3 separate regions of the Homo sapiens genome follow, and all the other regions are linked to region 1. Evidence: chromatin loops called from intact Hi-C (ENCODE). Cell type or tissue: B cell. All regions are shown on one strand.

The links. Peaks named below come from ENCODE experiments on the same cell type or tissue, not always from the same donor. Only the 100,000 strongest peaks of a DNase experiment are listed, where the experiment ranks them.
Region 2: it touches region 1 in a loop (4-fold over the local background); 19 of 110 quality-filtered maps call a loop at or near these places.
Region 3: it touches region 1 in a loop (11-fold over the local background); 15 of 110 quality-filtered maps call a loop at or near these places.

Annotation. Positions count from the first base shown.
Region 1 is chr1:121,516,367-121,524,366 of GRCh38, reverse strand. It overlaps the pseudogene EMBP1. Among named protein-coding and RNA genes, the nearest start is that of SRGAP2-AS1, 120 kb to the right of the region's middle. In B cell, no CTCF peak of the experiment used is centred here; DNase peaks (open chromatin) are centred at 4,726 and 7,716; H3K4me3 peaks cover 2,311 bases; H3K27ac peaks cover 2,620 bases.
Region 2 is chr1:121,455,418-121,463,417 of GRCh38, reverse strand. LINC02798 (long intergenic non-protein coding RNA 2798) reads right to left here. Exons shown (of 2, transcript XM_047438024.1): 2 at 289-3,399. Among named protein-coding and RNA genes, the nearest start is that of SRGAP2-AS1, 62 kb to the right of the region's middle. In B cell, no CTCF peak of the experiment used is centred here; a DNase peak (open chromatin) is centred at 4,587; H3K4me3 peaks cover 419 bases; H3K27ac peaks cover 834 bases.
Region 3 is chr1:121,442,726-121,450,725 of GRCh38, reverse strand. All of the region lies in intron 1 of LINC02798 (long intergenic non-protein coding RNA 2798), which reads right to left. Among named protein-coding and RNA genes, the nearest start is that of SRGAP2-AS1, 49 kb to the right of the region's middle. In B cell, CTCF peaks have their summits at 3,009 and 3,213 (motif pointing left); no DNase peak of the experiment used is centred here.

The DNA of each region.
Region 1 (8,000 bases):
ATCACTGCTAAGAATACATGTGCACATATTCATATACACATACAACTTATAATGTATATCATATATATTTATGTATATGATATGCATGATATGTATTCATGATACATATATTTACACATATACTTGTTTAAATCTATATACCTATATAGACATAGGTAAAGAGATAGGGATTTAATGTCATGGATTCCCATGGATACTGCCAACTGCAATCCAACACCACAGGGTTCATTCTACTTTTTCTCTATCTTTATTTCATTCTTCTCTAGTGAAAAACCTAGATCCTATTATCTTTCCTAGATTTAATTATTTGATCAGTCACCCTGTATATTGCTAAACTCTCATTGCCACTGCCACACCTGTCCCCACAGAGATGTCTCCTTACCCACTCAGGCTCCAACCTCCATCGCTGGTCTGACCCTCCTACATGCTTTCCTCCACATCGTGTTTGGGATCAAACATCACCCATCTGCTGCTCCTGCACAAAAGCCTTGTTAACTTGCTGAACTCTGGGACCCTGTGTCAAGCTGCCCGCTGCAGGAGCACCCATTCACTGTGCTCAGGCCCTAATACTCCATACCAGGCTGCCCTCTTGCCTGGATGCCATCCTTACCAAGGTCAGCCTCAGATATCCTGATCTGGGCCCCTTGGGCTCCACCCACTTAGTGAGGATGTCTCCTTGCTCTTCCCCACCAAATAACTATAGGATCTATCGAGGGAAAGATGAGAGGGAGGAGGGAAGAGAATGAGGGTGACAGAAGATGAGGAAGAGTCAGTTGCCCTAATTCTTAACAAATGTTTTAAACATATGATTTTTTTGTGATGATAAATTTAGGGTAAAGATGTTCATGCATCACAAACATCACTATTAAACGTAGGCTTAGGCTGGGCACAGTAGCTCTTGCCTATAATCCCAACACTTTGGGAGGCCAAGGCAGGAAGATCGCTTGTGCCTAGGAGTTCAAGGCCAGCCTAGGCAACGTAGTGAAACCCCATCTCTACAAAAAATACAAAAATTATCCGGGTGTGGTGGCATATGCCTGTAGTCCCAGCCATGTGGGAGGCTGAAGTGGGAGGATCCCTTGAGTCCAGAAGGTCAAGGCTGTAGTGAGCCATGAGTGTGCCTTGGTACTCCAGCCTGAATGACAGAGTGAGACCCTGTCTCAAAAATTAAATGAATGAATGAATGAATAAATAAATAAATAAAGGTAGGCTTATGGTTAATCTGTTCCCTTTAAACAGATTTTGGTCTTTGATCATTTGATCAAAGTGTTGTCTGCCAAGCTTCTCCACCATAAAGTTACTCTTTTGCCCTTGATACTAATAAGCACATTCTGAAGAGTTACTTTGAATCTTCAGTACTTTGTATCCCATCAAACTTTTCATTGACTCCTTTTTTAGTTTACATCAGTTGGTACTCATGAATTCCCATATTATTAAATGAGTTGCAATCCACTAATATTATTATTTATTTGATGCTCAATTTGTCCCAGATTTGTCCAGTGGGAACCCCTTTAAATGTCCTTAAAGGTAAAAAACTGCTAGCATGTTCTACTGAGATATGGGCTAACAATGTCAGACATATGTGGGTGCTAGAATAATATTTGCTTCAAAAATATTTATTACTAGAAAGCTACTGTGTTTGGGGTGAGGGTTTAGTAGGGAAGGGGGTTCATAAAGGGAATGCAAAAGCCACGTCCTATGGAAGTTAAAAGGATCATTTAAAATGATTCTACTGCAAACATTTTTCAAAAGATAAACATGACCCATTTCTCCAATTTGTGCCATGTAATAGTAATAATAATGATATTTAAAAATTCCCACTGATGTATCCTTTACAAAGATATATTACATGTCTTATTTAATCAAAAAACCTTAGAAGAGTCCCTGTACCTAATTTTATTCCAGGACTCAAACCGTGTCAGCATGTCATTCAGTGCAAATCAGACATTTAAATGCGTAGGCTATGCTGTCAGTAGTTCTGAACTTTCACAGACATTTCCAATTAACTCAGAGAGACAACTGGATATTGTGTTTAAGCACTGTGTTTAAGCAAACAGGTACTGGATGGACCAATGCCAAATTTCCCGCTCTGCTGCTTAACTAAGTATGTGTACTTGGGCAATTATTAAACTAAGCCCCGATTTCTTCATCTTGAGCCCAGAAGGTCAAGGCTGCAGTGAGCTGTGAATGTGCCTCTGCCCTCCAGCCTGAGCAAAAGAGTGAGAATTCCCCAGGAGTGCAGAGGTTCTCAGAACTGCAATACTCTGAGATGAATTTTGAAAGGTGAATCAGGGATAGAAGAATTGGGGATACCCAGAACGGAGAAAAATGTCCTGGACAATTCTATTTTTTTTCAGCTGGAACTAAAAAAAATGCTAACTCGTAGGGCTATACATTTATAACTATTCTTATTATTAAAATTTGACTCAAAGTCTTAGGTTAACAGAAAACCTATGTCCAAGTGTGTAGGTCTATACATCTAGGTAAAAAATATCCAGTAAACCTCACAATATCCTTTTGCAAAGAGAAAACTGAATTTTGCAGAGATCAATACCGAATCTAGAAAACAAGCTGAGAGTGCCTGACAATTTTTAATTCTGGCTTAAATTCGATGCTAACTTCATAACTTTTGTCTTGTACATTGTTCCACAATTTTAGCTTAAGTGGAGCTAAAAGGACAGAACTTATACCATATACATAGAGGGACATCCCCTCCCCCATTCATCTTATTGATATACACCTTCATTTATTCCACTTTCATTTGTTTCCTACCTTTTTTTCTCTCTCTCTTTAGAGATCTTCTCTGCATATCAACTTAACCGTGATGCCTATGGAATAAGTATTTATCTAACAGTGCACTCTCTAGGCCATATCATTTTAAAGCTGTGGTTTTTAACCAGCTCAAAATCACATTTAAAGCTACATGGGGAGCTGATAAAACTTCTTAATGCCCACACTGAATCCCAAGCCAAACGAACCAGAGTTTTGTAGGGAAAGATCCAGGTATCAGGATTTTTCAAGCTCTCTGGTGATTCTGACATACAGTCAAGTAGAGAATCAAAGTTCTACAATGAATCCAGAATGCACTGGTTCTCAGAACCGCAATACTCTGAGATGAACCAGGGATAGAAGAATTGGAGATACCCAGAAGGGGGAAAAATGAACTGGGCAATTCTGTTTCTTTTTCTTTTTTTTTTCTTTTTTTTTTTTTTTTTTTTGAGACAGTTTTGCGCTGTCACCCAGGCTGGAGCTTACTGGCACCATCATCATCATAGCTCACTGCAGCCTCAAACTTTGGGCTGAAGCAATCTTTCTGCCTTGGCGTCCCAAGCACCTGGGACTACAGGTGTACATCACCACAACCGCACTTTAAAAATTTTTTTTAAATAAATAAGGGACCTTGCTATTTTGCCCAGGGTGGTCTTGAACTCCTGGATTCCAGCCATCCTCCCACCTCAGCACCCCAAAGTGCTGGGATTACAGGCCTGGACCATTCTTTATAAGTGGTATTATGGAAAAGAGATATGGCACAAGGAAATTTAGAACTGAAGCAACCCAAGATGTTCTGTCCAAGTTGTTAACAACTAGACCTTTTAAAAGGCATTTATAAAAATTAATAGTCTTACCTTTTGATTATCCTTCTTTCTCTATGGTGTGTTACAAAAATTCCACATATTACAAGCCCATGAAAATAAATTCCCATGAGAGTTTGAAAACTTTTTGCAGAATAATGTCCCAATTTTAGTTACTGGTGGCCAATATTTACCAACTTGAGAGGTGGTGTTTTATTACCCTTACTGGCTGTTAACAGTTATGACACAGAAACTTGCAATAGGTTGGATGGAATCCTTTCAATATGAAAAGTAATTATAAACAGGTGAAGGTACAATGGCAAATTTCGTGTTGGCTTTGGTAATGTTTTGCATATAATCCCTCTGTCAAAGTGTCTTAAATAATAAAACAAGCAAAAATCACACACACACACGCACACACACATTTTGTTTTCAAAGACCACGGTGTAAAATGAAGATACACACACGTTATCCTTTAAGTTGTGGATCTTTGGTTGGCTAGTTGGTTATGATGTTTTTTCCCCCGCTCAGCTCTAAAAAAACATCCTCGGCAAGGTGAGGTGGCTCACACCTGTAATCCCAGCACTTTGCGAGGCCGAAGCGGGCGGATCACCTGAGGTTGGGAGTTAGAGACCAGACTGACCAATGTGGAGAAACCCCGTCTCTACTAAAAATGTAAAATTAGCCGGGCTTGGTGGCGCATGCCTGTAATCCCAGCTACTCTGGAGGCTGAGAGAGAAGAATCGCTTGAACTCGGGAGGAGGAGGTTGCGGTGAGCCGACATCACGCCATTGCACTCCAGCCTGAGCAACAAGAGCAAAACTCCGTCTCAAAAAGAAAAAAGAAAAAAAAAATTCCTCAAAGCCAACCCACCTGACAAAAGGAGGGAAGGAGCTGATACTCGAGCCTCACTCTCGAATCAAGAAAAGGGAGTAGGCCTTGGGGAAATGTGGCTTTCAAAATTCATGCCACATTTGCACAAGCCAAATCGCTATCTGGTCCCTGCATCCACCCACACACCCCACTGCCGTCTTCCTAGGAAACACCAGACTCTGCCCTGATACCTACGCGCCCGACTCGCGGGGCGCTGTTTGTTTAAGACTCGCCCCCAAAGAGCGCGGGAGCGCGAGCGGCACCAGTTCCAGGGTTCAGCTCAGGTGACACAAACGTAGCCAATGGGAGGCTGCCGCCGACTCTCGCCACCCGCCCTCACCAGCATCCCCGCGCCTCTCCCCGCCAACCCTGCCCGGAGCGCCAGCGATGCCCTCTGCCCGCGGGGACCCGAGCCTCGCGCGCCCTCCGCCCTCCCTACCCTGGCCCCTGTACCCATCACACCTGGGGCACTGCCGTCCGCCGAGCTTGGGCGCGCGGCGGCGAGAAGGCACTGGAGGAGGAGAAGCAGCCGGGGCGTAGGCGCCCTCGCCCCCAGCAGGCCGGGGAGGGCGCGCATGGCGCCAGAGGGTCCGCCTCAGTTCTCGTGGAGACTGCTCCCTCAGCTCGCCGCCGCGGGTGTCCGGAATCCCTCCGCACACTCGCAGGTGGCCCGGCACCCGCAGCCAGTGCCGCGGGCAGGACGCTGAAGAAAAGGCGGAATGGGAGGGGCCCGGCCGCCTTGCCCTACTCCCCGAGACGCTCTTACCGCGCCCGGCCTTCCATCAGTTATGCAGCCCTCAGCCCGCTGCTGGCGTTCCCGGATGTGCGGTGCTACTCCCGGCTGCAGCCTCTCCGGCCTCCGCCCTCTAGGCTCTAGCAGGTCGGGAGAGAGCTTGGGCAGGTGATGTGTAGCCCATCGCGTGGGGAGAGGTTGAAACTATCCCTGCAGACTGGCCTTTGCACTTCATCTGAGGCAGATTTCACTAATTTTCGTTGATGGGACAGATGAGAGACACTTTCCTCCTCCCCGACCCCGGACATCTTTGGGCTTTCTTATGAGGGAGGCTTATTTTTGCGCAGGTGTAAGGTTTTATCCAGCTGCCAGACAACTTGTACTGATCTTTCTTTGCTTTGCCTACTAATCACACACACCCTCTCTTCTAGCCTGTGAAGACTTAACTGATTTTCTACGGATGAAGGTTTCAGTGTCCCAAGGCCCCATACCGTATCTGATTTTACTTTATTTTTGTTTGTTAAGCCTAACAGCTTCTGAGGAGCCACGTAGAGCTCAAGAAGCAAAAGCTACTGAGAGTAGATGCTATGTAAACTGCACAAGACGTTGACCTTTGTTAAATCCGAACACTGTTTAAGATAATGCTATCTCTTACCCACGAGGCTGTAGCTTGGAATATTCAGTGCTCTGAACCAAATTAAATAAATTAGTGCTTTATCCGGGAGGGGAGGAGAAATCTATGTTGTAACATTGAAACACATTGATTTGATTTCTCTCCAGGATGTTATAACGCATTAAAAGATATTTTAAATATTTTTCACGAGCTTTGTTTCCTCTCCCTTTATTTTTTGAAGTTCAGCTTTCACATTCGTAAATTCAAAATATATCAGCGTTAAAAAAAAAAAAAAGGATTGGAAATAACATAAGAGACAAATTTTGAAAATTGAACTATTTAACAAAACCTATGCTTATTCCAGGCAGGAATGGTTAATTTGTAATTGGTACGTATTACTAAAACATGTCCGTTTTTGTTTTAGTATTATATGCGCAAAACTTTGGAAACAGATGTAGATTCTTCAAGTTGGCAGTGAGAGAATATGAATAATACAATTCATTCAACCATATTATCTACCAGGTGCCAGTCATTGTGTTCAAAAAAGGCTAGATAGGCACGCATGCACGAATGCACGCATGCACACATGTACACACACACACACACAAATTAGACAACTATTTATCTGTGAATAACAAATCTTAGAAAAGCCTCTTCTCAGAAAATTATGGTCACAATGATTAAAATCTTTTGAATGAAACTTTAAAAGATGCCTTCAAGGACTAAATTGTATACACTGTTGACCCTCTGAGGGCATTGACTGGGCTTGCTAAACCCAAATTGCCTAATCAATGGCTGCTACATCACGCCTCTTTCTTTCTACCCTGCATCTGGTCTCAGGACTAACTGCACACGTTTCCCTATAATTAGGTAGAGTGTCAACACTAAGCACTTCTCACCTCAAACTAAACTCTGACTGACTTTTCCCAGTTAGTCTCATAAAATCCTTAGACACAGTATTCACCCGTCTTCAAATGAGCTGAACTTACTTAAACATTTTTTTTTCAGTTGAATCAGCCTATTTATGACAAGAAAAACTTACTTGCCCAAGTTGATGCTGATCCCCACTGTTGCTTTTGCTGTTAGAACAAAAAAGTTGAGAAAGAAATATAATTCTCATTTTGCTAAGCATTTTGAAAGTCTTTTCATCATTGTTCCTGTTCTATATTTAGATATTTGATATTTCCAGCCTTATGCACATTCCACTTTTTCAAATGCTCCATATCCTTTAAAACCAGCTTATCAACTGCCTTCCCTATATAACTTTTTCTGACCTTTCTGGTCCAAACTGACCTTTTCCTCCTTGGTGAAATAAATATTGCAACAAGCACTTTGATACTCTCATCATCATGAAGTGTATAAAGGGGGAATAAGGGTCCTTTGTTTTCTCCCCTTGAGTTGGGTGGGCTCTGTGACTCCCCTAACCTACTGAATATTGCTGAAGAGATATTGTGTGGGCTGGCCAGGCCTGGTGGCTCGCGCCTGTAATTCCAGCACTTTGGGAGGCTGAGGCAGGCAGATGACAAGGTCAGGAGCTCGAAACCAGCCTGGCCAATATGGTGAAACCCCATCTCTACTAAAAATGCAAAAAAAAAAAAAAAAAAAAATTAACTGGGCGTGGTGGCACATGCCTATAATCCCAGCTACTTGGGAAGCTAAGGCAGGAGAATTGCTTGAACCCAGGAGGCAGAGCTTGCGGTAAGCCAAGATTGCGCCACTGCACTCCAGCCAGGGCAACAGAGCAAAACTCTGTCTCAAAAAAAAAAAGAGAGAGCGAGAGAGAAAGATTGTGTGGGCTTTCTGTTCCAGACCACAAGAGCTTCCACTTCCTTTCTCTTGGAGACCTTGCTCATAGAAGACAGCTGCCTGGTGAAAAGTACTACGGTATTATCCTGAGACTGCCACACTGTGAGAAACCCAAACACCATGGAGGACCGCGTAAAAATAAAGTCAGATCAAGTAAAAAAGGAATATGCAGGTTATCATACATACAAAAGAATAGTTCACAAACCGGAAGACTTCAAATCAAAAGTAGTAAGAAACTTGACATGAGAGTTACAGTGCAGCTTATAAAGCATCAATGAGGAAGTGCATTGACCTCTATTGTGACTGGCTGTTAAAAACTTATATTCCTTTTTGGGCAAGTAGAGCTGTATAAGCTTATTTGTCTGTAACAAATTGGTTCAATTTCATCATACTAACAAGAAAG
Region 2 (8,000 bases), 61 kb after region 1:
TACAGGAGTGGGAAGTTCTCACAATCATGGCAGAAGGCAAGAAAGAGCAAGTCAACATCTTACATGGGTGGTGGCAGGCAAAGAGAGAGCTTGTGCAGAGAAACTCCTGTTTTTAAAACCATCATATCTCGTGAGACTCATTCATTATCACGAGAACAGTTCAGGAAAGACCCACCCCCATAATTCAATCACCTACCACCAGGTTCCTCCCATGACAGGTGGGAATTGTAGGAGTTACGATTTAAGATGGGATTTGGGTGGGGACACAGCCAAACCATGTCACACTAGTTTACAGAGGTTTATACAACGTTTATTGCAGTATCACATAACAGTTGACATCACAAACTCTGATGCCTGATTATCTTTGCATAATTCCAGTACCAGTTTAATAATTCTGTAAATTAGGGCACATTATTTAAACTCTCTGCTTCAGTTTCCTCATTGGGAACATATGGGAATAACAACCATTCCTAACTCATGAACGTATTGAGATTAGATGAGATTAGACTATTAGAGCTGTGCCTGACCCATAGTAAGTTCTTAGTAAATATCATCTGGCTTGTTTTTAGAGAATTAGTTACATGAATGACTGTATTATAACTACAGAATTCTAGGCAGTCTTTAAAAAGAGAAGTCCATTGCTACGTATGCTATAAAAGAATATCCACTATAACTTGCTGAATAAAGAAAAAATATGACATGCATATGAGCATTTTGCATATAAATTGTGTGTGTGTGTGTGTGTGTGTGTGTGTGTGTCTAGAAAAATTTCTAAGTAGCTAAAACCATATCTGTCAGTGCCACTTCCACAGTTGCACTGGAAATAGAGATAGAGTAGCCAAAGGCAGTCAATTTTATTATAAAGTACTGTATGGTTTGAATTTTTATAAAATTTAAATAAAGCAATGTTGTTTCATTGTAACACTGAAGAAAAATAAATAAATAGATTTCCAGCTGGGAAAAAAAAAAAAATTTAAATAAAGCCAATAAAATAAGATAAAAAATCTTTTCCAGCATACCCTGACCAATCCTGTCTGTCTTATCCTATGTAATACTAAAGCCTATCTGATATTCATTTGAAATCTCTTTCATTACCTCTCTTTCTTGACTGATGCTATAGATGCAGGCATCAGCACTTCCAAATAATGTAAAATGGTACATCGTATTATTACACAAGTATTGCTCTTGTCCCCACTTCTTGGTCTGAAATATTTCTCTTAGTTTCAGCTGAGTATAAATAAATAAAATGCTATACCTATTCCAGCCCAACCACCATGAACATTTCATGAAAAAACAAATGAACAAACAAAAACTAACCAAATGGTCAGCCAAGAAACATGGATTTAATTCTGGTCCTGTAAATAGAAAAAAGCAATGCTTTCCATCCTGACGTAGCCAAGACACATGACAAACAATGGAGGCCACGGTGAAGAAAAATTGCAATTACAGATTTAAGTTTATTCTCACTCTGTCATGATACTTTGCTTATGATTATTGCTACATATTGTAAAAGTGCAAGTACTGGTGTAAGAAAATAACAATGACTACCTTTCAAATGTGCATACTACCTTTCGGATGATTGAAAAAATAAGGTAAAAAACAGATATCATATCTTCAGATGAAAATATTGACAGATTACATTTATTTATTCAGTCATTTATTCAGCAAGTACTTATTGGGCACCAATGATATTCCAGGTACCATTCTAGGTTCAGGGGACAAAGTAATGCACTGAAGAAAGGTCCTACCCTGATGGAAGGGACAGAATGACAACAAATGGAAATATAATGTCTCTCAAACTGATAAAAACCCATACACACATTTAATCTTCGCAAGCTCATAAGTTTGGTGCTCTCATCATTGTCATTTTTCTGATTTTACAAGTGGAAAAAATAAGGAATAGAAAGGTTGTCACTTACATATAAGCAGTAATATAAATAGTTTGTGATAGAAATAATATTCAAACCCCAGAATTTGATGCCAGATCCTGAGGTCTTGATATTCCTGTTCAAAATCACATCACAAGGTTGTTCAGGGGACTAAATGAGATAATTTATGTTGAACCATTTTTTAAATTGTATTTTAAAAAAATATTGACATCATCATCACCATCAGCTATGGTATTTTTGTCTGGGCAAATTGCAAACTCCAAGGTTGGCATTGGAAAACAGCATCGGCTGTGCTAAATTTTTCTTAGGAATTTAGTGAAAGTCCTTTGGTATAAAACAGCCAAGAAAGCCTGTGTGTGATTCAAAGGTCCAAAAAATTCACTACATCATACAGAGGAGGTACAGAGAGACATACGTGTTCAGGGGCTGCAGTGAGGCCCAAAAACTTAGCATGGAGATTATTTGAGAGCACAGCAAGAATAATTCCACCTGATGCCATACCTTGTAGAAAGCTGCTTTTTAAAATGTTAATATAATAACAGTAAAACTAAATATCTTCATACCTCTATAAAGATGACCAAGAGAAATCTCTCTAAAAGAAAGAACTAGAAACTGAGCTATAATCTAGCTGTAAAATCACACCTCCCACATACAAATTATTTATTTCTCAGATACTGCAGCTTCTCTCACCATGGAGTCAAAGTGTAAATATCAATGAAGAATAGCCTTAACATTCAACATACATGTATTGTGAAACCTGAAGGATAATTATTATGAAAGATGGTAATTATCAAATTGAGAATGGAAGATGGAAAAGATGCTAAACTGGGCCAACTGAGTTAATAATTAAAAGGTTATTTTTATACAGCAATGATATACTTACCACAGGAAAAACAAACAGTGGATGATAATTGTCTTAGTGAGGGTTTTATCAGAGAAGCAGATCCACTATAAGTGATACAGAGTAAGGGATTTATTTCAAATTTAGAACGTATGCAACTGTGGCAGTGGTCAGACTGTCTATATAATGCCTCACTTGGCCTGAAATTAGCAGAGTTAGTGGTTGAAAACAACATTTCCTCCAGGAATCTCTTTCTGAGGTCCAGAACGTATTAGGTCTCTATAAAATTAGGACTTGTGTTTGTCTGCATCAGCAGAGAAAATGGAAATAATAATGGCTTTTAAAACTCAGGTTACTTCTCTTACATAAAGAGGTTCAGAGGTAGGAAGACCAACTTTCCATTGTCAATAGGATCCAAAACCCTCTTTCTACACCATCCTGGCACATGATTTTCATACTCAGATTTACCTCAGGTCACTATGTGGCTGCTAGAGATCTTGGCATCATGGTCATGCTAGAGGTCACAAAAAAATAGGATAGAAGAGAAAAATGGTGGTGGTCGTAGTGGGCTTGATCTCTAATTTGTGTCAGGTCTCATTAATCAGTTTTCATGGATGTCCCACACATCACATCTTCTTGCATCTCATAGATCAGAATATCATCACCTAGCTGCAAGGAAAGAAGATAAATTTAGTCCTTATTCCAGGTAGCAATGTGCCTAATAATAATAATAATAATAATAATAATGATTTAAGAATCATTATTTATGGATTCAAGTAATAAAGATGAAAATGTGAACATATTAAATATTAAATTAACTACTAAAGACTTACTTTGTATTTTTTAGACAAAAATACATCCAAATGCAAATTCTATTTTTTTTCTTGCACTCTAAACAACATTCTAGAACATCCCCTGAAATACATACAAATCACTTTGGAAGCCACTGATTTAGAGAATGGAAAAACGTTATTTGAAAGTGACAGATGATGACTAATAGTTCACATGTGTTGATTCCCAAGAGATGCATTATTTCATCCAGCATTTATTAATATAGATTATTTGGAACATTAATATTTAAAATATTATAATGCATATATAATAAACATGCATTGAATTTCTATATTTATTAGATACGATTCAAAAGATTTCAAAGAAAGATATTAAAGTTACTCATGTATAGAGTTAAATATGTCGCTGAATGATTCATGTCATATATTTGAGAGTGAGCACTAAAACACACAGACACTTTGGGTATACACACTGGCACACATACACAAACATATGCATACATACATCCATTTACTTATTCAACTTTTTCTCTAAAACTGAAAATGAATGCATTTTGAAAGGCTAATTTAAATTTCTCTCAGGTTGGCAGAACTAAAATTTATCTTTTGCTTATGATTACTATATATGCCATCTATAAGTTTTTTACAGAATCTTTATTTTTAGTAAATAAAACATTCTTTAAAGAATGTTTAATGTTTAATTCTTAATAGGAAAAAAGGAAAAAAGTGGGTCTTTATTTAACAAGACAATAAAATTTTAGAAACAATAAAACTATAGAATTCATAAAACTTTAGAAACTGTAAAAAATGTGATATTAAAAGTTAAACATTTTTACTTTAAAATATTACCAGAAATAGCTCCATAAATAAATAGCAAAAAAAATTCTTAATTAACCCTTATCTCATCTTAGAAGCTAAAGTTTTGCAACTTCTAGAGTAATTTCAAATAACTGATTTTACCCATTGATGGCCTTACACTACTTATGTTTCCTATTTCAACAGTCATTTATCTTTGAAGTGGCGTAGTTTGAAATGAGCTATTACTCCTTGGGGAAATTCTAGACTTCTGCCTTTCAGTTTCACTTCTCTAAACAACTCAACTTTATAGATGGGAAGATAGGCAACATCTTTTATATATAAAGGAAGAGAAAGAGAAAGGCAGAAAAGAAGATGGACTCTTGATAATCTGTTACTAAATAAGCTCTTTAGTGGAATTTGCTTTATTCCATAATTTACACTATTCTATTCACTTTCTACACCATTTCACGAGCATTGGTACCTGACTGGATTAACCTCTCTGCACTCACAATTATTGTTTATTTGACAGAAACAGCCACATTTTTCTCTGAAGTTTAAATTTCCCAAGGTTGCAAATACAGCCTGGTTCTTACACTGTGGAGGTGTGTGTGTGTGTGTGTGTGTCTGTGTGTGCACTCAAGCATGTGTGTGTCATATATGCAATTACTGATTATTCCCTATTAGGTAGGCTCTGCACTTTATATATCTACTACTAAATTTAAGGGAAGTAAATGCAAAACTATGTTATCAAAATTATAATATTTAACTTTCTATATTACATATATCCATCAAATAGCTATACTGCTACATTCTGCATTGTATATAAATGTATTTGGAATATAAAATTGTATTTTCCCTATATTCCCATCTAATGGGGAATTTCATCAACATTATATTAAGATAATCGCATACTATTGCACATCAGGTTTTAGGATTATTTGTAGTTATCTATTTTCTACCTTTTACTGGACTAAATTATAATTAGTCTCTAAAATGCTTTATTGTACTTTGTCTAGAGTATTTTCCTCAATCCCATTTTGTCTGCAGAAAAGAATATTCAGAAAATTTCAAAGAACAGAACAGTAATGCCCTCATGGCATGGAAAGCACATGAGATTGCCCTAAAATACACAAATTCATTTCAAGTCATACACAAATGCACATACATATGTATGTATATGTTCATATATATATAATTTCAAATTCATGTATATGACAAAATTTTCAATTTAATAAATATGTATACACAAAAAATGAAATTAGAAATATTAGAAATATTTGACTAAAAGTCCAGATTCCTCACAAAATAACACAATTCAGTGTGTATCACTCTTTAAAATATGAAACTATGTATACTACTTCAAAATTATCAGAACTTTTCTGCATATGAATCCTGTAGTGGTACTAAAATTGCAACATAATCCTTTCAAATAACAGTGGCTGTTCCATCTGAACTCTAACCTTCTCAGGCTAAGATCAAAACCTGAGCTTAATTCAACTCCTTTCTTAAATCAAACTATGTGCCCAAACAAGGCAAAGCAAAAATACACAATAGTTTGAAAACTACATATTAGTGAAGCACTCATATTGGTTGATTTTTAAAGATATTTTACTAGAAAATAATGTTAAACCACTGAAAATAAAGGCATCTCAAAATGTAACCACTGGAGCTAGGTATAATTTTAACATTATAACCAACTGTAATAATTTGGCTTAAAAATCAAGACTCAGAGTACATAATGTTCTTCTTAAACACTTCTACATTGTATTCAAGTCAGTATTGACTTTGAAAATTTTTGTGACTTCAGATTTTGTATAGTTGTTTTTCTTAGACTTTTCCTATCTTCTACATTTTGTTATGGAATAATTCAGAGCAATAGTCCAGGTTATTCTTGATGTGAGAAATAGTGACAAATAGCACAACTCTAAAAGCTGACAGTATCTGTGAAGATAAGCAGCCAGCAGCATTTTATCTTGGTGTTGGAACAGAGGCGAGGGTGTGAGAATATGGAAATTAACTTCCAATTTTGAGCCACCTCTATTGCCTTTGAAGAGATCCTTCTCCTCATTACTACCCCATACCTACCCAGTTTTCACAATATTCTTTTTTTTTAAGAGCAACCCTTGTTGATACATTTCTCTCATGTATACTATTGTATTTATAAGCTTATGATCTGATTAACACAGAAAATAAATGGATCAACAGCAAAATAATTGATAAATTGATAAACTCTTGGTGACTCCACATTGTTTTAATTGCAGACAAAGACATTAAGAAACTATAAAATTATAACATCAACATCTTTTCAAAAACAGCGGTTTGCTGAACACCCATCAAGTCAGAATATTTACTGGTATTTGATTTACAGGTGAAACAGAGGACAGCAGTAAAATGTGATCCAGACCAGGACAGATGTTTGTTGGTGCAATCCCAACTGTAGGTGTCACTAATATTCAAATAGTAGATTAGTGGCTTATACCAGACTCACAGATAGTATTTTTTATAGTTTTGGGCATGTTCATTTGACCATCAATTCATTACCATGTCCTCTAGTTGACAGTTCTCCAACCTGTTGCCCATCAAAATCAATTTTTGAAATGTCTTACAAGCACAGTTGTAAGTACAGTCTAATTCAGATCTACTTAATCAGAATCTTTGGGAAGAAAATGTAAAATTTTTCCCTCCTTCCTTCCCTTCATCCCTTTTTCCCTCCATCTTCTTTCCCCCGTTTTTCTCCCTCCCTCCAGGCATATTATATGACAAAAAAATTAATACTAGATAAAAGAGAGAAATAATGAAAATAAATAAATCAGTATTAAAAATATTTACTTAATAGAACAAAAGTAAATATTTGAATAATTTTTTGAATGAAAAATATGACTTATCAGCTCATATAAAAGTTGTACCAAACTGTTCAAAACCAGATATAATACCAAAGAAGATAACTCCATGTTTTTGTTTTTGCTTTTTTGAGACAAGGTCTTACTCTGTTGCCCACGCTGGAGTACAGTGGTGTGATCACAACTCATTGCAGCCTCGACCTCCGGGGCTCGAATGATCCTCCTGCCTCAGCCTCCTAAGTAGCTGGCACTACAGGCACACGCCACCATGCCTGCCTATTTTTTTCTATTTTTTGTAGAGACAGAGGTTTGCCATGTTGCCCAGGTTGGTCTCAAACTCCTGGACTCAAGCGATCCCGCCTCACCCTCCCAAATTGCTGGGATTACAGGTATAAGCCCCCACAACTGGCCAACAACAGCATTTTAGGCCTTTTAAAATAAGTATTTATTTCAAGGGTGAGAGGTTCCCACTATCATGTTTCTATGGCATTTTATTGAAACTTCTGAAGGTCCAATATGATTGGTTTAGTTGCCTACTTATATACATCTGTAATATGAATTTCTTAAAGGAAATTTAATAGTACTGAGTTTGTCTCTAATTTGGCCCAATTTTTCCTGCTCCTTCCTTGCTTCCACTGCCTAACACACATTTTCCCATCTGTAATTTGTCAGGGTTCTCCAGAGGAACAGAACCAATAGGATATATGTATATATAAAAGGGAGTTTATTAGGAAGAATTGGCTCACATGATTACAAAGTGAAATCCCACAATAGGCATTCTGCAAGCTGAAGAAGAGAGAAGTTGGTAGTGGCTCAGTCCAAGTCCAAAAGCCCCAAAACC
Region 3 (8,000 bases), 74 kb after region 1:
CCTCATTTCAAACTGTTGTATTTTTCTTAGTTTTTTGAAATTTGGTTGCAGAAAATTGAGTTAGTTATACTCTGAAGAGTATCATCAGCACAATCAAGACCCTTTGCTGGTTGATATTGACTTTCCCCTTTCATCCCTGATCCCTGTACCCATCACTTTTCTCACCTCTTAGATTCATTTACAGCAAGTCCTTGAACAACATCATTTAATTCAATGTCACTTTGTAATAACCGTAATAAGAAAACAAATGGATTCCCACACAAGACCACTCTCCATGCAGAATTTGCATGTTCTCTCCATGTTTGCATGGATTTTCTCCAGATATTCCAGTTTCCTCCCACGTCCCAAAGATGTGCATGTTCTGTTAATTGGTATGTCGAAGTTGTTCCAGGATGGGCTGGCGTGGGTGTGTATGTGAGTGTGCCCTGTGATAGAATAGCATCCTGTCCAGGGTTGGATCCTGCCAGGATAGACTCTGGCCACCCATGCCCTGAATTGGAATATGCAAGTTAGAAAATAAATGAATGAATGAATGAATGAATACAAATTATTTTAAAATAAAAATTAGTAAACTATACAATAATCCTACAAATGCTCGACAATAAACAGTGAGGTACAAAAGCCCTCATGGAGCCATATTTGTGATTGTTTTTGAGCTGCATAGTGGTAGGACGTCCTGATTAAAACTTTCACTTTGCAACATTTATTCTTTGATTTAACCCATGACCGCTATGACTGCTGTAACTCACTGATTCACCAAAAATTAAGTAAATAATTACTTTACTTGTTTCTATTCATCTTTCTTATACGTATGTATAGCTCACATTTATTTCAATGTTTAATATAAGAAGTGTTTGGGGCCTTTATTTAGAAATTTGGTGATGTTTTTGTGTCCAGAAATATGCCAGAAATAGCAACTTAACTCCTGTTTATATCAATTAGCTTATGGTAAAATTGGTTCCAATATTCATCATTTTGCCTAAAGTCACAGTTTCCAAGAAGTTACCGACAACAGTAAGTGAGGACTTACTGGATATCCCCGCAAATTGTATTGAATTTTGGGAATGTCAGTGTTTTAAACTTTTTCCTTTGCCCTCTTCTTCCCCCCTGGATTTTCTGTCTTTTCCATGTTGATTTTCATGGATTCTTTCCCTAATCTAGATGTCAATCTAGAATATTTATTTATTTTATACATTGTAAATATCTTTTCTGAATTAGTCAACAACTGTTTAACTTTGTCTCTATTTCTTCATTAAAATAAACCTTTAATTGTAATGTAATCAAATCCATAATTTCTTTTTTTCTCCCTCCTTCCTCCCTCCCTCCCTCCCTCCCTCCCTCCCTTCCTTCCTTCTTTCCTTTATAGTTTATCCTCCTAGGGTCATACTCAACATGATTTTCCACTACCTCCAGGTAACACTTATATTCTCATGATTTTTTTTCCTTCTTAATAATTCTACTTTTCACTAATTTAATGTGTGGCATATGGCCTTAACTTATTTTTTCAATATTCTGATGCTATCTACCAAACTGTGTTTCCCCAAATCATTTATAGTTCAACTTTATTATAAATCAAATTAACACACATGTTTATAACTGCATGTTTGTGTCTATTTCTGAGCTCTCTGTTATGTCATCTTTCTTTCATCTGTGATGAATACCACACTGGTTTCATTATTATTATTATCATGACTTTGTACTTATATTGTGTCTAGCAAGATGTGTCCCCATTCCTTGCTTTTCTTTCTTTCTTTTTTATTTTTTTTTTGATGGAGTCTCACTCTGTCACCCAGGGCGGAGTGCAATGGTGCAATCTCGACTCACTGCAACCTCCCCCTCCCAGGTTCAAGCAATTCTCCTGCCTCAGCCTCCCAAGTAGCTGGGATTACAGGTGCGTGCCACTATGCCCAGATAATTTTTGTATTTTTAGTAGAGACGGGGTTTCACCATGTTAGTCAGGCTGGTCTCAAACTCCTGACCTCAGGTAATCCGCCCACCTCAGCCTTCCAAAGTGCTGGGATTACAGGCGTGAGCCACCACACCTGGCTGCTTTTCTTTAAATAAAAGTAACTAAACTATTCATAGACCTTTATTCTTCCATGTATATTTTTGAATACAGTGGCTAATTTCTTTAAAAAAAAAAAGGAAGTCTGAATTTTGTTTGAAAATAAGATGGCATCTTCTTGAAAATTGTGGCCATGCATATTTTAGATCCTTATCTGTGTGGTCCATTAATTCTGCTGACTAGGTTTTAGTTTATTGCCTTTCTTTTACAACACTGGAACAATCTCTGGTCTCCTCAGGGGCGGGGGTTTAAAATCCAGGCCCTAGCTTGTATACAGCTGATGAGGTTACAAATGGAGCAGGATACAGAGGGCCTCTGGTTTAACAATCAAGACTTAACCATTCTGGTTTAATTTTCTCCCTCCTCCCAACACTGCCATGTGGCTGGCTGACAGGCTGGGGTCTCTGCTCTCCCTACACCGAGTGTCTTCCAGTGCCTACCAGAAGTACTCCTTTCCGATATTAACTCTTCAGTGTTTGGCTAATGCAGCTACTCTCTCATTCTGAGTTCTGCTTCTTCTTAACATTGTTAATAATGATACCATCACAGGTCCTGTTTATTAGTTCAGATTGTCCATAAAACTTAATAGTGCTGGTAGTTTGCAGCATCAATAAAATACATTTTCAGACTTCTGTTTCCCAAGGTGTGTATATGAGACTGCTCCCAAAATTCCTGGCTTGCCACACAATGCAGTAAAAGCAAGGTAGGAAATTTATCATGCTAGAAGAAACTACTTGCTTCCTCTCACAGGTTAGAGGATGATTGTACACACTTTGTAATAAAATATGACACACAAAAAAGAGATTTTCATCCATGGGAAGAAGTAAGAATTAAGTGTGCAGACTGGGGATTTACTTACTTCACATCCTTGCACAAATTATTTAACCTCAGTTTCCTCATCTACAAAATGGAGATACTGATAGTACCTATCTATAGGATGGTTGTGAAATTAAATATGTGAGTGTGTGTGTGTGTGTGTATTCATCAATTTAATTAATATTATATATTTACAATTTCTACAACTGTGCTTGGCACATAGTAGGCACCTCATAAATGTTAACTATTGTTATTATTACAGTTGTCTTCAGAGGTTCCAGGGGCTTGAAAATTCAGATTCCTGAAATCCACTATTATTATATATTCTTTCCCCCTATTTTCTGCCCTCTAGTGGTAATTTCAAATATGATTTCTGTGCTTGATTTTATTTGGAATTCTTGTTAAATAAAGACCCACTTTTTTCCTTTTTTCCTATTAAGTGCAAGTTATTTTAAGTTCAGTCTTGTATATGCAGGACTGCAAACAATTTGTAACCGTTTCTCATGGAGTTGGTAAGGGATAGTTTGAATCTTGTAAAGGAAACTTTCTTTTAATGCCTATTTGTATTCATTTCTCTAAGACACCTCCATCCTAAAACAATCCCTTTCTCTAGAAACAAGAGCTCTTCTTTCACCTGACCTTACCTATGAGATTCCACCCCATTTTAAGTCCTGTAAAAGTAATCAGGTATTTTTACATTAAAGATATTACTTTCTGAAAAGTAAATATTTATCTCCAAAAATAACAATGTTCCAAAAATGGAATGTTAGCATCCATAGCTATTGAAAACTTTAATCGAATAATAATAACAATCCTTACTTAAGCTATTCATTGCCTCAGAAAATATGCTACGTCCTTCCATTTCTTTAACACAGCCTCTTTCCCAATATACTTATACTTACTCTGAATGTAGAGATAAAGATGAATATTCTTAACTGCTTTATAGTGAAGACAGATATTGTCAATTAGTGTAAACAACAACTGCCAAACCCCCTCCCCATTCCCCTTTTCTCCCAGTCTCAGAATATAAATAATAGCAAAGACTTAACTGGCATTCTGAAGAGCAGATTTGTGGTGCTTTTACAACATATATTTTTATACACAATTTTAAAATATCATCTTGGGCCATATAGCTTTATCAAATAGATATATAATGAAGACAGCTTTACTAAACTGTAAGAAATTAACTGAGTTATCAGGACTTGAAGTTTACATTTATAAATCAGGAAATTGAGTCATAAAGAACTGAAGAAGGACTGCACTGAGTAATAAACTATAAGATTTAGTGAGTGGATCAAGTATTCAAATATGATCTTGAACTACTTAATGTATCTACGTATTATTTTGTCCTTGATCAGGATAGGATCATAAATATGAGAGGGGGAAAGAACCCCCAGGCTATGTAAGTCTGTTCAGTTTGACTGATAACATTCGTTTCATGCTCCCTAAATCTTTCTCTAAGTAGTCTTTCCTTGAGCTTGGTGTAGAAAGATGCTTAATATAAATAAAATTTTATTACCTTCCCCTTCTGAGTTAGTGAAATAATGAAGACATGTTCTCCCGATGTCAGAAATGTAAGATGTAAGATTGCAATCACACCTTAGAATCAGAAAGCTAAAAGTGGAATAAAGGGAAAGCCTACCTACTCTCTTCAGAAAGGAGATGCTGGAGACACCCTAGGCATAGACAACAATGACTTTTCAGGAATATACCTAAACCTGATACATAAGCAGCTATTATTGAGCAACAGCACTGGTATTAGAAATTAATGTCTTGGTACCAATTCATATTAACTGTTTTAAATCCCAAATGCTTTATGCACAATCAATATAAGCTAATATAACTGTGCTAAATTTCTATTACTTATTAAGATTTATTTGATAAACTTAATTTCCTTTAATTCCATTGAATGGAAGAGCTGGCAAAGGCAAAAAAAAAAGAGGAAGAGATTTTGAGATTTTACAAGAATTCAAAGAAGGAAGTGGAAGAAACAGAAAAAAAAGGGAAAAAGCAAGTGGCCTAATCTTCTCAAAATAATAAAGCTAAAAGAAAATGTAAAAATTAATGCATTCAAACACATTTTATTAGTACCTTTTATAAGTAAGGTAATGTGCTAAGTCCCAGAGATAAAATAAGCAAAAAGACTTCAAATAACTTGCCTTGTGGAGTCAGTTAACATTTACCAGTGGTAATAACATCTGAGGTGAGTGCTGGAGAATAAGTGAGAGACAGAAAAAGAGTAGTGAAAAGAGTGTTTTAGGTAGAGGGAAATATGTGCAAATGCTGGGAAGTAAGAAAAAGAATGCACAAACACAAGTGAATGAGCAGGTTAAAGCAGCTAAAAGTAATTCAGTGTAGTTGGAGATTAGAGTTGTGGGGGCAGGGAAGAAAGTGATGGAGAAATCCAAGAATAAGGATGAAATCTGGGGCCAGATATTAAAAGATCCCCTAAGGTCTGTTGAAGAGTTTCTACCTTATCACACAGAGATGGGATGGGGTAATACACAGGGGGTTTAAATATTAGTTAACATGTCCGTGTGTGTGCATGTGCATGTGTGTGTAAAATGGATTGGAATAAACGAGACAGAAGAGAAAAAGAAATGAATGTATTCAAGTTATTTAGGAGAAGGAATATAAACAAATTGGGTATTACTTAGCATAAAGTATAAGGGAAAGAAAGGGAGAAGCTATTCATCTGGGGCATGGGCAGATGAGTGAGTGGTGCATCCCTGCCCCTAAAATACAACACACAAAGAGAAGGACAGCTGGTTCGTTGGGAAAATGGGACAGATGTGTTTGGTGATTAAACATCCACTCCACCTTAACTTACAGATGAGGAAACTGTGGTCTTTGTTTTAATTGAAAAAATTTTAAAAGTACCATGCTAAGATGCTAATACTTACAAGGCTTTGGCCTATTAATTTACAGGAAGTCAGGAGATAAAGTATAAATCCTGTCTTGTAATGCAAATCTGCCTGACAGGCCTTGCTAAATTCTTCTTTTTACACACTACTTTGCCATTTATTCATCCATAAACATGTGTTTATCTTTTACTATGGGCTGGCAGCATTTTAAGTGCTGGAGATATATGGGGAGCAAAACCAAAGACAGTCTTGCTTTATGAAGCCCATGTTCAGTCCAATGTCCTAAAGCGAAACTGTAGAATGAAAGTACAAAGGACATGGGGGAGCTGTATGAATCAAAGATTCAGTGCCATAGAGCTATGAAGCAAAATAATAGTAATAATGATACTGCAATCTATTTTTTCCCTCAAAAAGTGAGCCTTTGCTTCAGATTTTATTATAACCAAAAGACAAAAATAATGCCCCTGGGAAGGCAACACCTGAGCTCACCACTGGATGTATATTAAACTGTACAATGCAGTGGGATGGAAATGTTATATTTTAACAGTTCTAGTGAGTGATATTGCTTTTAAAAAAAATCTCAATTTAAATGTATACACTATGCACACATTTCCAAAGTTATCTTCTGGGAGAGTTGAAGGATATACAGTATATACTCATACCTTGATACACTCACCATGACTAAATGTTTGTTTTGGGCTTTGTGAAGTTGTGTGATGAGTGCCCTAACATATTTTTTCCTCTCAACTTTAAATAACATACAATATTGTGATTCATGCATATATCCAATTTTCTGGTAAGTGTTTTATGGTCTCATATATGTCCTCCTTAGAGTGTAGCTCACTTGTAAGGCTTAAAATCATGAGATTTTTATGTCTTTTTTTTTTGCTTTGTTTTTGTTTTTGTCTTTTTTTGTGGGATATTTAAAAGTGGGTTACATATTTTAAAGACCCTGACAAGAAGCATCCTAAGGGGCCCCACTGCATCAAGTATTAGAGTTCTCCAGAGAAACAGAACACATAGCATGTGTGTAGTGTGTGTGTGTATACACACACATATATAATATTGCATATAATTATCATATATCCTATTTTATATATTCTTATTGTACATATATTTTATATAAACACATTTATTATAAGGAATTGATTCACACAGTTATGGAGACTCACAAGTCTCAAGATCTGCAGGGTGAGCCAGCAAACTGGACACCCCAGAGAGCCGATGGTGTAGTTCCAGTGTGACTCCAAAGGAAAACTGGAGACTGAGGAGAGTCAGTGTTATAGATCAGCCTAAAGTGTGGTAAGATTGAGACTCAAGAAGGGTCAATATTTCAGTTCATGTTGAAGTAAAAAAAAAAAAAAATGCCAATGTCACAGTTCAAAGAGTTAGGCAGGAGGAATCTTCTCTAATCAGGGGAGAATCAGTCTTCTTATTCTATTCAAGCCTTCAGCTGATTGAAGGAGGCTCAGACACATTAAGGAGGAAAATCTGCTTTACTCAGTCTACTATTTCAAAAGTTAATCTAATCCCCAAAGACACATTCACAGAAACACGCAGAATAATGTTTCACCAAATATCCGGGAACCCCGTGGCCCAGTCAAGTTGACACATAAAATCAACCATCACAGTGACATCATTTCCTTTGGCTTCTCAAGCTAATAAAAATGCCATAAACATTAAAAGAAAAGAGAAAGAGTTGACACAAAAACCAACCCACTGACAAATATTTACTGCATATTTTCTGTGTGATCAGTGGGACTGCTTTCCAGGGTCTGGTGAGCTGGCTGTAAATCTAATCCATGCAATAGGACATTAAGGTAGGAGGACATGTTTCACTGGACAGTTGGGTAGGATTTAAAGAGGAAGACGTAAGCAGATAAAATAAACAAGAATAAAAGTAAGGATAAACATGACATCTTAGGAAGTTTATTTTACCTGGACAGAGATTGCCCATAGAACAGTGATGAGCAGTAAAGATAGATAGATGTGTGGTAGTCAATTTATAAAAAGGCTTGAAATAGGTAGTGTACAACTTTATTTGTATAATGCTTTGCACTTTTAAAATTGCTTTGACATACATCGCCTTTTTTATCCTTTTAACAATTTTGTGAGGTAAATAGTATCATTATTAATTTTATTTTAAAAAATTTACTATCATTTGTAGAGACAGGGTCTCACTATGTTGCCCAGGCTGCTCTCAAACTTCTGGGCTCAAGTGATGCTCCCACCTTGGCCTCCCAATGTGCTGGGAT